3 separate regions of the Homo sapiens genome follow, and all the other regions are linked to region 3. The links are chromatin contacts, found by Hi-C or POLR2A ChIA-PET in ENCODE. All regions are on one chromosome and are shown on one strand. The core of a region is the stretch at or near the end of the contact, and the rest is flanking DNA. Distances in the headings are between cores, read along the strand shown.

Region 1 (3,588 bases), core at 313-2,812, 100 kb before region 3:
TAAGAAAGCAGGAAGGATTTGGAATCCTAGGACTTTCTAGTTCACCAAGTCGACATGGTTCCATTGCAGACTAGGCAATTTCATACAAGGCTTAGTGCAAAAACTTACTAAATGTATTTTTTGAATACGTAATAGTGTCTTTCATCTGTGAAAATTTTTAAATAAAAAATATATATATTTTAGAGAGACAAGGTCTCACTCTTGCCCAGGCTGGAGTACATTGGCACAATCATAGCTCACTGTAACCTTGAACTCCTGGGCACAAGCCATCCTCCCACCTCAGCCTCCCAAGTAGCTAAAATTACAGGCACCTGCTACCACACTCAGCTATTTATTTTACTTTATTGTAAAGATGAGATCTCACTATGTTGCCCAGATAGGTCTCAAACTTCTGGCCTCAAGTGATCCTCCTGCCTCAGCCTCCCAAAGCACTGGGAAAACAGATGTGAACCACCATGTCCAGCCAGAAATTTGAGGCTAGAAGAGGGAAATTCATGACAGGATGAGAAGAAAAAAAGAATATTAGATTTAAAATAAAAAAATGTCTAGCTAGTAAGCAGCAAAATATCCCATAATATAGATGGCAAATATTAACTGGAGGAGTGAGAACGAATTCTGACCACTTGACCATAGTTCTGTTACTCATATTGTAATTCAATTTGATAAAAGGGTATAAGGAAGAATCTGAGGTGTAGACAGTGGCAGCTGGTGACTTGGTAACCTCAACCCCCACCTTCCCAGTCCTTATTCTCCCCTCAGTGATTCTGTCCCCAACAGTAGCTCTCCCTTCCCAGCACTGCCTCATCAGCCCATTTCCAATCCCTGCTTCTACTCATTTCTCCCCTCTGCTTCTCTGTCTAAAGAAAACAGGTTGCACTGGGAATCACAGGAGCTGCATTCTTCTTTAGAGCTTCCACCACCATTGTCAGTGTTGATCTGGCCACCACCCAAACTCTCCATTTCTCAGTTTCTCAAATCATGAGATGGAGGAGATAGTCCTAGCTTTTCACACACAATGCTGTGATATAGGCTACAAATAAAGCCCAGTTGGCATGTTGTAAACTACTCTACTGGTCTGAATTATAGTAATGTCTCCTAAAGTATGTTCTCTCATTGGTGGTTCTATCAGTGTTCACAAGTGTGATCAAAACTGGAAGATTCCACAATGAAATGGAATGAACAATAGCAGGATGGACAATGGTGGAAAGGGTTCTCGATGGTAGAGCGCCTTACTGCCTGGATGCTGATATAAGCTGCAAGGCTCCAAGAAGGAGGTACAGGAGGCAGTACTCTCCATGCTTGTTGAGCAAGCAAAACTTGTCACTTTGCTGAGCGTGTCATGTCCCTGGGATCTTGAGATCCTTTAGATCATGTTTTCGAGGAGTGAACTGCTTAGAATAGAGACTGTGGACACCTGTAAAGTCCTTTCCATCTATATAATGTGATGGAGTTGAAGCCCAGATCATTGGTGAATGAGAGGTTTTCAGGGCCATCTGTGGGCAGGACGCTGGCCCTGCCCTAGTTATAGTGGTGCTTGCCTCTCCAAAAAGAGGAATGTGAGCTCCAGGGTACACATCGTCATTGGCAAAATAGCTTTCACTCTCATTCTGCCCTCCTCAGTGAATCAATCCACCTCCCCAGCCAGTTCTCCTGCTCCAGGTAGAACAGTTGAGCTTCCCTGTTTGATTTAATAGATAGTTAAAAATCAACTCTAAATATAGTGGAGTGTAACTGCGTAATGATATGTTTATGTTCAGTGAGGGGGAAAAAAGGAAGTGAAAAGAGCAACAGTTAACAGTGTCACCTCCTGTTGAGCCCAAACTGTGAGATGCAGAAATTTGATACAGGATGAATAAAATTAAATCGTTGGTCCTTTTCAGCAAACTTGTTTCTCCAGACCTTAGCTGTTCAGCTTGGAAGTTCGAGATATCAATTACCTGTGTTCCTAAAGAGAGAATAGAAAACTGGATACCAAAAGACTTGCCCCTGGAGCCCCACTCCACCCTATACCGTACCCAATAATATGCCCTTCAAATGGGGTGACCTACAGGAACTCAAGTTCGAGCGAAGCAAGTCTCCAAACTTCAGTTCATTGCCTTGGCCAGTCACTTACATGCTGATGATTGCAGGTATTTTAGATGTACCGTAGGACCCTTGGAGTTGTCATAACTAGGGTTCAAAAGGCACGTGGAAGCCTCCCAGTGGGGAAAACCCCCCGAGATGACTTTGGGGTTTTAAATCTGTGTCTCTTTCATCAGTCTGTAAGGACAGAAAAAAAAGCCTGTTGTGCTTAAAACATCATACTGTTTTTCCTCCAACAAAATCCATTTTCCTAGAGATGCAGAGGAATGCAAGGCTCTGCTGATGGTCTCAATCTATTCTGTTAGCTTCATCTTCTGCTCCCTCCAGACGTTGCACTCCAGCCTCATCAAGCACAATCTGCTTGTTCATCTCTAGCTGCTCTGCGCTGTGGTCTCTAATTCTGTCTCCTGTGCTCGTTCCTTCTCATTTCCGGTAGGAGAGCCCAGAATTTCACTTTTGTATCTCTTCACATTTTTATCAACATCACTACCTTGGGGATCTCCTCAAACGCTGCAGCATTAAACCCTATATGCAATGCCTCCCAAGCTTATCAGCAGACCCCACCCCATCCCCCGACTACTGAATTCCATTCACATCGTCGACTTCCTACTGGAAGTTTCTCTTGGGCATGTAATAAGCTTCTCAAACTTGATGTGTACAAAGCTGAACTCCCAATTGTCCTTCCCAACTACTCCTCTCTTCTTTCTTCATCTCAGTAAATGGCAACTCTGTCTTTCTAGTTCTGCAGGCCTCAAACTTGAACGTTGTCCTAGAGTCCTCTCTCCATCACACTCATTCTCATATTTGAATCCATTATATTCCAATTATGCCTAGAATCCAATAACTTTCATCATCCCACTGATCCTACTCTTATGGAAACCACTCTCATCTCTCACTTGGATATCCCCTGTGTTAGAATGATTACAAAAATGACCACAATCTTAAACTCTCTCTGTAACCATCAACTATGCAATGTTTCTTTGCGTTTGTTCGAATTAAGAGGTAAATTGTACCCCGCGACACACATGCGGACCCAAACCATGACTGCACCTTGTTTAAAATGTAGATAATTGCCAATTCTGAGCCTAAGCTTTACTCCACTTTTTTCGTTTTGGAAATCCTGCCATTGCATGTGGATAAGCCCAGCTTAGCCTGCTGGAGGAGAACCCAGTTATCCCAGTGGAGACCATTCTAGACCAGCCTATGCCTAATAAACCAGCAAACATGTGAGAACCACTCCCAAGATTAGCAGAGGTGCTCACCAGACCTACAGCTAACAGTAGACCCCTGTGTGAGCACAACTGAGCAAGAACTATGCCATTGATTTGTACAGTAATAGTGAATGCATATTGACTTGTCCAGTAATAGTGAATGCTTATTGTTTTATGCCAGTGAGTTTTTGGGTGGTTTGTTATGCAGCAATAACTAGCCAATAAACCCACTACCTCCTACCCAAAGTGATCTTCCTGCTTCTGCCCTTTCTTGCCTAATGACCAGATTAATTTC
Region 2 (3,182 bases), core at 53-2,552, 100 kb after region 3:
GTGTGCTCCTGAGTGCTCTGCGTCTAGCTGTGCACGATCAAGCAGAATGCTGAAAGCAGCCCTTGTGTGTCTTGCATTTTCTGTGAGGAAGCTGCACCTACATTAACTCCTCTAATCTCTAATAGCACAACCTGTGGAATAAAACAGAGCGACGTGAGCATAGATTTTTACACATAGCAAGATGTGTCAGTTGCCAGTGTTTGCCTCCCCACTTGGACCACCTACTGGTGTCTTTAGGTTTCTTTGTGTTTTCCCTAATGCATAGGATGAATAACCAAATGGGAAACATAAAGATAGACATTTCATGGCTTGTCAGCCAAATAAATTAATATTCTTGCAAACATAGATGTCAAGCATGACCAAAAATAATCATGCTAACTGGGGCCACATGGATTTCCCTCAAGTAAAAAGTACCAATTAAGTTCTATGGAGATTATTTTTATTCCACAGTTTATCAAACCATTTTTTTTTAACTTCCTCAGCCATTTCTCCCTTTCTAAATGTCCTTAAATCTAATAGGTCCAGAAACAGGAGAGGGGGACAGAGGCATCCTTTCACTGATGAGTGGAAGGACAGGAGAGGTAATCCCTGCTAGGGTTGGAATGGGTCCCCTCCAAACTTCAGGTGTTGAATCTTAATGGTCAATGTGGTGGTAGTAAGAGATGAGACCTTTAAGAGGTGATTAAGCTATGAGGGCCCCTCTCTTGAGAATGGAATTGAGGCCTTTATAGAAGAGACTTCAAGCAGTATTCAGCTCACTTGGCCTTGTCATGTGAGGACACATCCTTTGTATCTTCTGGAAGATGAAGTAACAAGGTGCCACCTTAGAAACAGACCAGACACCAAATCTGCTGGCACCTTGGTCTTCGACTTCCCAGCCTCCAGAACTGTGAGGAATACATTTCTGTTATTTACAAATTATTCAGTCTCTGGTATTTTGTTATAGCAGCACAAAACAGACTAAGACAGTCTCCATACCATCCTCAGCCTAAAGAACCAGCTTCTTGCTCAGGTGGAATAGATCTTCTGGAGGGAAGCTATATTTCTACTAGAAAATCAGTTGTATTTTCACCAATCACGAAGGCTCTTCCAGACATCAGGGCAGTTGTAGAAGTGCCTGGAGAATGGAAATAGGCCCTTTTCCGGAACGCCCCCACACAGGCCAGTGGGACATTTATTTCCCTCTCTGTGAGAGACCTGTTTGGTTGGGAATGAGAGGAATGCTGTCTGACTTTTATACCCACTTCCGGGGAGCAGCCAGCTCCCACATGAGAAAGAAGACTTTGTACAGGGGCCAGGACCCTCACTGGATGCCAGAACCCCAGGACTTTCACTACACAAACATGTACATTCTGAATCATTCCTAGCAACTCTTCACGCAAAACAAACAAGCCGAGGAAAGTACCTCTCAGATGCACAAGCCAAGAATTCTAGAAACTCACTTTCCTAACCCCAAGTCATCTGCAGAGCACGCCCACAGAGAGCACCTGGGTGTGCGGCACTGCTTTTCTCTGGTGTTCACAGCTTTTAAAGACAGCTTTTGGGAAAGTATGTTCTCATTCATAGCCGATACAAAAGGTCCTTACACTTTTCTTATAGTTTAGTCATTTTGTAATTGTAACTGATTTTTCTTTGATGTTATTTCTTTTTGAGTCATATGAAGAAAAAAATAAACTTTGGTTTAAGCTTGTTAGCTTTACTTTTGTACAATAGCACTTGTCTTACTGAACCACATAATGAAATTAGAAGCTGCCAGATGTCAATCAGCGTGGCCCCAGGTACCATGTCCTTTTGTGTATCTGTGTGTATGGAATATATTTATCACGTGCTTATTGTGTGCTGGGAACTGTGTAAACTTTTTAATGCATTATGTCAAATTGTAATAATTACTCTGAATGGTGTTTTGTTAACCACGTTTTAGAGATGAAGAAAGTGAGGTTTACCTACAAGCAAACTTGTCCACTGTCATAAACTCATGATTGGTCCAAAAGATTTAGCAATCAAATCCTTTGCTCTATCCAGGAGAAGTTGCAGTTATATTTTAAGCACTTACAGAGTCCAGCGTTGGCAGATAGATACTTTTCATCATAATACATAAGTATCCATCTATTAATACTTTAAAGTTTTTAAATTAGTTTTCTGAGACTGATGTAAAAACTTACCACCAACTGGTGGTTTAAAATAACAGAAATGTGTTCTTTCATATTCTAGAGGCCGGCAGTCCAAAATCAAGGTGTCCTTTTAGTGCCTCCAAAGCAACAGATACTTTCTTCCTTTGCCTCTTCCAGCTTCTGGCAGCTCCAGCTGGCCTTTGGCTTATGGCCGCATCACTCCAATCTCTGCCTCTCTGGTTAGTTGCTTCCTAGTATTGTGCCTGCCTTTCGTCTGTGTGTCTCTTATAATATGCTTGTCATTGGATTTAGGGCCCACTCAAATAATACAGATGATCTCATCTCGAGGTCTTTAAGTTGTTTACATCTGCAAAGATTCTGTTTCCAAGTAAGGTTGCAGGTTCCAGGGAATAGGATGTGGGCATATGTTTTGAAAGGCTACCATTCTACTATGTAACACTACATTTTTAAACGGAAATGAACATTTAGCAAGTATTTTTAACACCTACCATATTTTTAAATATATGTTATCTTTCTTGAAATGTATATTGTGAAGTAGCTATACATTAATTAATAGAGAAGGATTATTTAATTCCTGAGTTATAAGCCCTTTCTGGTTTTAATATTTTATATATTCTACTGTTCAATTTCGTTACGGATATTTATACCTTATTGTTTAATTTCATTATAGATATTAGCATATCAAATTAAGATGATCTATAATTTTTCTATAATTTATTTTTCAGATTTTAGTATAAGGGTTATGCTATCTTCATAATTAAATAAAATAAAATTTCTTTTTCTTTCCCTACTCGCCATCATATTCTATGGAATATACTATGAAACACCAGATTTACCTAAAACACAAATGCATGAAAAAACATAATTTTAGAACTGTCTCGTTTCAGGACACTCATTAAAGTGAATTCTTTGAATTTTTTAAGGCCTTCCATGTTTATTGGTATGTTCAAATTATTTACCTGCTTGAATCCATTTTTAATCTATACTTTTCTAGAAAAACAATCAATTTCTGGCTTTTCAGAATATTGGTAGGAGTTAAAGTTATTTTTT
Region 3 (3,230 bases), core at 57-2,556:
TCAGAGATCCGTGTATACAGTACAGTCAGCTGACAAGAGGGCTCTCAATCGTGGCCACATATTTGAATCACCTGGGGAGCTGTTAAAACCCATGACACTAGGTCACAACCTAGACAAATGAAATCGGAATCCCTGGAGGGTGAGACCCAGGCATCAAGAAGGATTTAAGATCTCTGCAAGATTCAAATAGGCAGCCAAAGTTGAGAACAGCTGGCTTAAAGAGATTACGAGACTTTGTTACAGTATCTCAGCACGGATTACATTTCAATTTAGTTCTTTGCTATTATTCTTATCCTCTGAAATGTTTACACCACACGACGGCCTATCACTGGCTCTGAATTTTATATCATAATCACATAATAGGTTCCTCACTTAAGTTGTAGACATAGGCAAAACTTTTCTTGTTTTTGATGTAAGATAAAGGGAGAGAATGACTGGAGCAAAACAAAAATAAGATAATACAAAATAAGTCATGGGGTGGCATCACATTTTAAGAGTCTTCATTTATGACAAAAGCACAAGCTTATTTGTTGGGGACATAACTTTTGCCATTTTTCCTACCTTGACTGTTTAAGCTCGCAGCAATTTTATAGCTCGCTGTACAGGCTAAGGCTTTTGGTGCCTTTCTTTTTTAAGCTGTGTCAAAATACCTTTAAGGAAAAAAGATGATTTGAAAGGTATAAACCCAACGAAAGTAATAGCACAGTTACAGTTTTTGTGTTTGGGCAGATTTTAAGACATTTCTATGTATTTTTCTGACACAATGGATCCTAAGGACTGCCGTAGACGTAGATTAGTCTGATTTTAGGCCATTGCTTTGCAGCATTATGCAGTTTTTATCTGAAAGACGTTTCAAGAGGGGGAGCTAGTTAGCTAATTAATTAGAGATTGTGACTTAAATTTTTCAGACAAGAGATACTTTCCGAGTTTAAGGAGAACCCGAAGAAAGCTGCGTTTCTGTATCCGTGCCATGGGAAGTCTCCTGTCCTGTTTCCACTCTGCCTTCTCCATAAAGCAGGCTGATTATCAGGGCCCTCACACAAGCCCAGCGTGGTAGCTGATTAAGGCTTGACAAGCAAAAAGCAAACAGGATTTCTAATCATGTGTCTCATAGAAATGGAGCCACAAAAACCCAAAGAATTGCCATTACACCCCAAGTCATGCAATTTAGAGCAACTCAGGAAATAGGTGCACACAAGCAAACCATGTGGTTAAAGCCTTTGGAACTGGTTTGAGCAAAGCTGTAGGTGATTTGACAAAATCATCTGCAAAACCAGATTTCTAACACCTCCCTGCTGTGTATCTCATTTCTGCTGATGTGTGGTGCTTCATAAGATGGGGACGTTAAGCATGCAGCAACTACAGTCATTTGTTCTCAGAGGTGAGTGTTGCAGTTATTTTTATTACTTTTTCTCTTCTTTACTCTATTCCTTGCCTCTCGCCAGACATTCCTTAAACCACCTATCAACTCTCCCCTCACAGTCTTCCTTTTCTGTCTGCATTCTTTTTTTGAACCCAAATCTAACTTAGCTGCTTTTGTGGTTTTTCTATTCACTTTGTCAATTTCTCCCTTGGTTAGAAAATAAATTCCTGTGCACACTCACACCTATGCAAGGGCTGCTCTCAGACATAGCAGGAGGCCAACTTCAGCCTCAGCCTCTTGAGCAAACATTCCCAAGAGGGAAGAGCAACATGGGTGTGTGTGTGTGTGTGTGTGTGTATTGTGTTTATTTGTATGAAATGTCAATAGGGCATACTAATAGCTTGTGAACAAGTATCTATATCAAGATAGACAACCCCAATACATTCGACATGTTGAATATTTAACATGAATCACACATTTCTTGTGAATTGTGAGCAATATAGTTGTACTTATGTGTATAGATATGTGTACATTTATACATGTATATATATAAGGTACTCTCTATAGAGTACCTTATAGCTTACAAAGTGATTTCAAGTACATTTTCTCACTTGACCTAGAAGAGAGAATAAGTAGAATGTGCACATCTTACTCCACAGGGAACCCCTCTTGGAGGCCGGTCTCAGAGCTAAGGTGATAAATGGGGCCAAGAACAGTGGCTGATGCCTGTAATCCCAGCACTTTGGAGGCCGAAGTGGGTGGATCACCCGAGGTCAGGAGTTCGAGACCAGCCTGACCAACATGGTGAAACCCTGTCTCTACTAAAAATATAAAAGTTAGCCAGGCATGGTGGTGGGCACCTGTAATCCCAGCTACTCGGGAGGCTGAGGCAGGAGAATTGCTTGAACCCGGGAGGCAGAGGTTACACTGAGCCAAGATCACACTCCAGCCTGGAGGACAGAGCGAGACTCTGTCTCAGAAAAAAAAAAAAAAAAAAAGATGGTAGATGGAGTGTGACAGTTTGTGTTGGCATTTTGGCTTGGCAGAATTAAAGCCTAAAGTGCAGGGCCAAAAAGAGCCAGATTTGCAGCCTAGCTTCACCACTCCCTAACCATATTGCACTTGGGCATGTTCCTTAATCTCTCTATGTCTCTGAAACAAGAGGAAAAATCTCTTAGAGTTATTTGTGCAGAGTGAGCTACGATGTGTAAAATGATAGCCATTATAGCATGCACGTGAGCATGTACTATTAAACATAAGCAATCATTTGTGAAGCATGTTGAGATGCACATTGTCTAGCACCCCTGAGCCACCTTGGCTGTCCCGTAGCAGTCCCCAAGAGTCCTTTTCTAACATGGTTATGCCAGAATAATTTGGTTAGTTCAGGTGGGGTGAGCACAGTGGGGCAGGAACTGTGTCTAGTGGTTGCTGGGCAGTTTTGCACCTGGAGCTAGCACAGTCAGTTTTGTTGCACAAATGTGTGCCAAGCACTTTTCATAGGTCAGAAGCTAGAGAATAGTGTGCTTGTAAGCAAGCAATGAGAAATAAGATGGGAGCTCTTATTGGGGTTCCCTAGCTTCACCATCTTCAGTAACTTCCATCTTTGGTTCTGGCGGGCTTTTCTGAAGGACAGAACAGAAGCCCATGATAAAGGTGGGGTTGAGAATTCAAAAGAGATCTTTAGAAGTAGAACAGGGCCAGGGCCCATGTTAAGATTGAACTTTAAGGCCAGGCACGGTGGGCTCACACTTGTAATCCAGGAACTTTGGGAGGCCAAGGTGGGAGAATTGCTTGAGGCCAGGAGTTCAGGACCAGCCTGGACATCATAGTGACCCCCTATCTCTGCTAAAATAAAAATTTAAAAAAA

What was found. A loop is a pair of places that touch in the nucleus more often than their neighbours do. ChIA-PET counts read pairs that join two places held with the same protein, here RNA polymerase II (POLR2A). Pooled maps may share reads with other maps.
Region 1: a loop to region 3 is called in a pooled map, with 1.8 times the contacts of the local background. The contact joins the enhancer-like site here to the promoter of LINC01871 in region 3. A Hi-C loop is called at or near these places in 1 of 168 maps with a recorded cell type or tissue (GM12878) and 8 of 50 pooled maps. POLR2A ChIA-PET finds 5 or more read pairs at or near these places in 2 of 52 experiments (OCI-LY7 and activated naive CD4-positive, alpha-beta T cell).
Region 2: a loop to region 3 is called in a map of GM12878, with 2.4 times the contacts of the local background. The contact joins the enhancer-like site here to the promoter of LINC01871 in region 3. A Hi-C loop is called at or near these places in 2 of 168 maps with a recorded cell type or tissue (Calu3 and GM12878), 1 of 37 single-sample maps with no recorded cell type and 10 of 50 pooled maps. POLR2A ChIA-PET finds 5 or more read pairs at or near these places in 3 of 52 experiments (activated CD4-positive, alpha-beta memory T cell and activated T-cell).

Annotation. Positions count from the first base shown.
Region 1 is chr2:7,623,874-7,627,461 of GRCh38, forward strand. No RefSeq gene overlaps it. Among named protein-coding and RNA genes, the nearest start is that of LINC01871, 100 kb to the right of the region's middle. Within about 2 kb of position 1,563, at least 3 of the 41 ENCODE cell types and tissues checked have a DNase peak (open chromatin) inside an H3K27ac peak, as active enhancers do; they include GM12878 and OCI-LY7, where a contact is called at or near this core.
Region 2 is chr2:7,824,494-7,827,675 of GRCh38, forward strand. It overlaps LOC105373408 (a long non-coding RNA gene), which reads right to left. Exons shown (of 4, transcript XR_922750.1): 3 at 1-131. Among named protein-coding and RNA genes, the nearest start is that of LINC01871, 100 kb to the left of the region's middle. Within about 2 kb of position 1,303, at least 5 of the 41 ENCODE cell types and tissues checked have a DNase peak (open chromatin) inside an H3K27ac peak, as active enhancers do; they include GM12878, where a contact is called at or near this core.
Region 3 is chr2:7,724,473-7,727,702 of GRCh38, forward strand. LINC01871 (long intergenic non-protein coding RNA 1871) reads left to right here and starts at 1,307. Exons shown (of 2, transcript NR_183384.1): 1 at 1,307-1,381.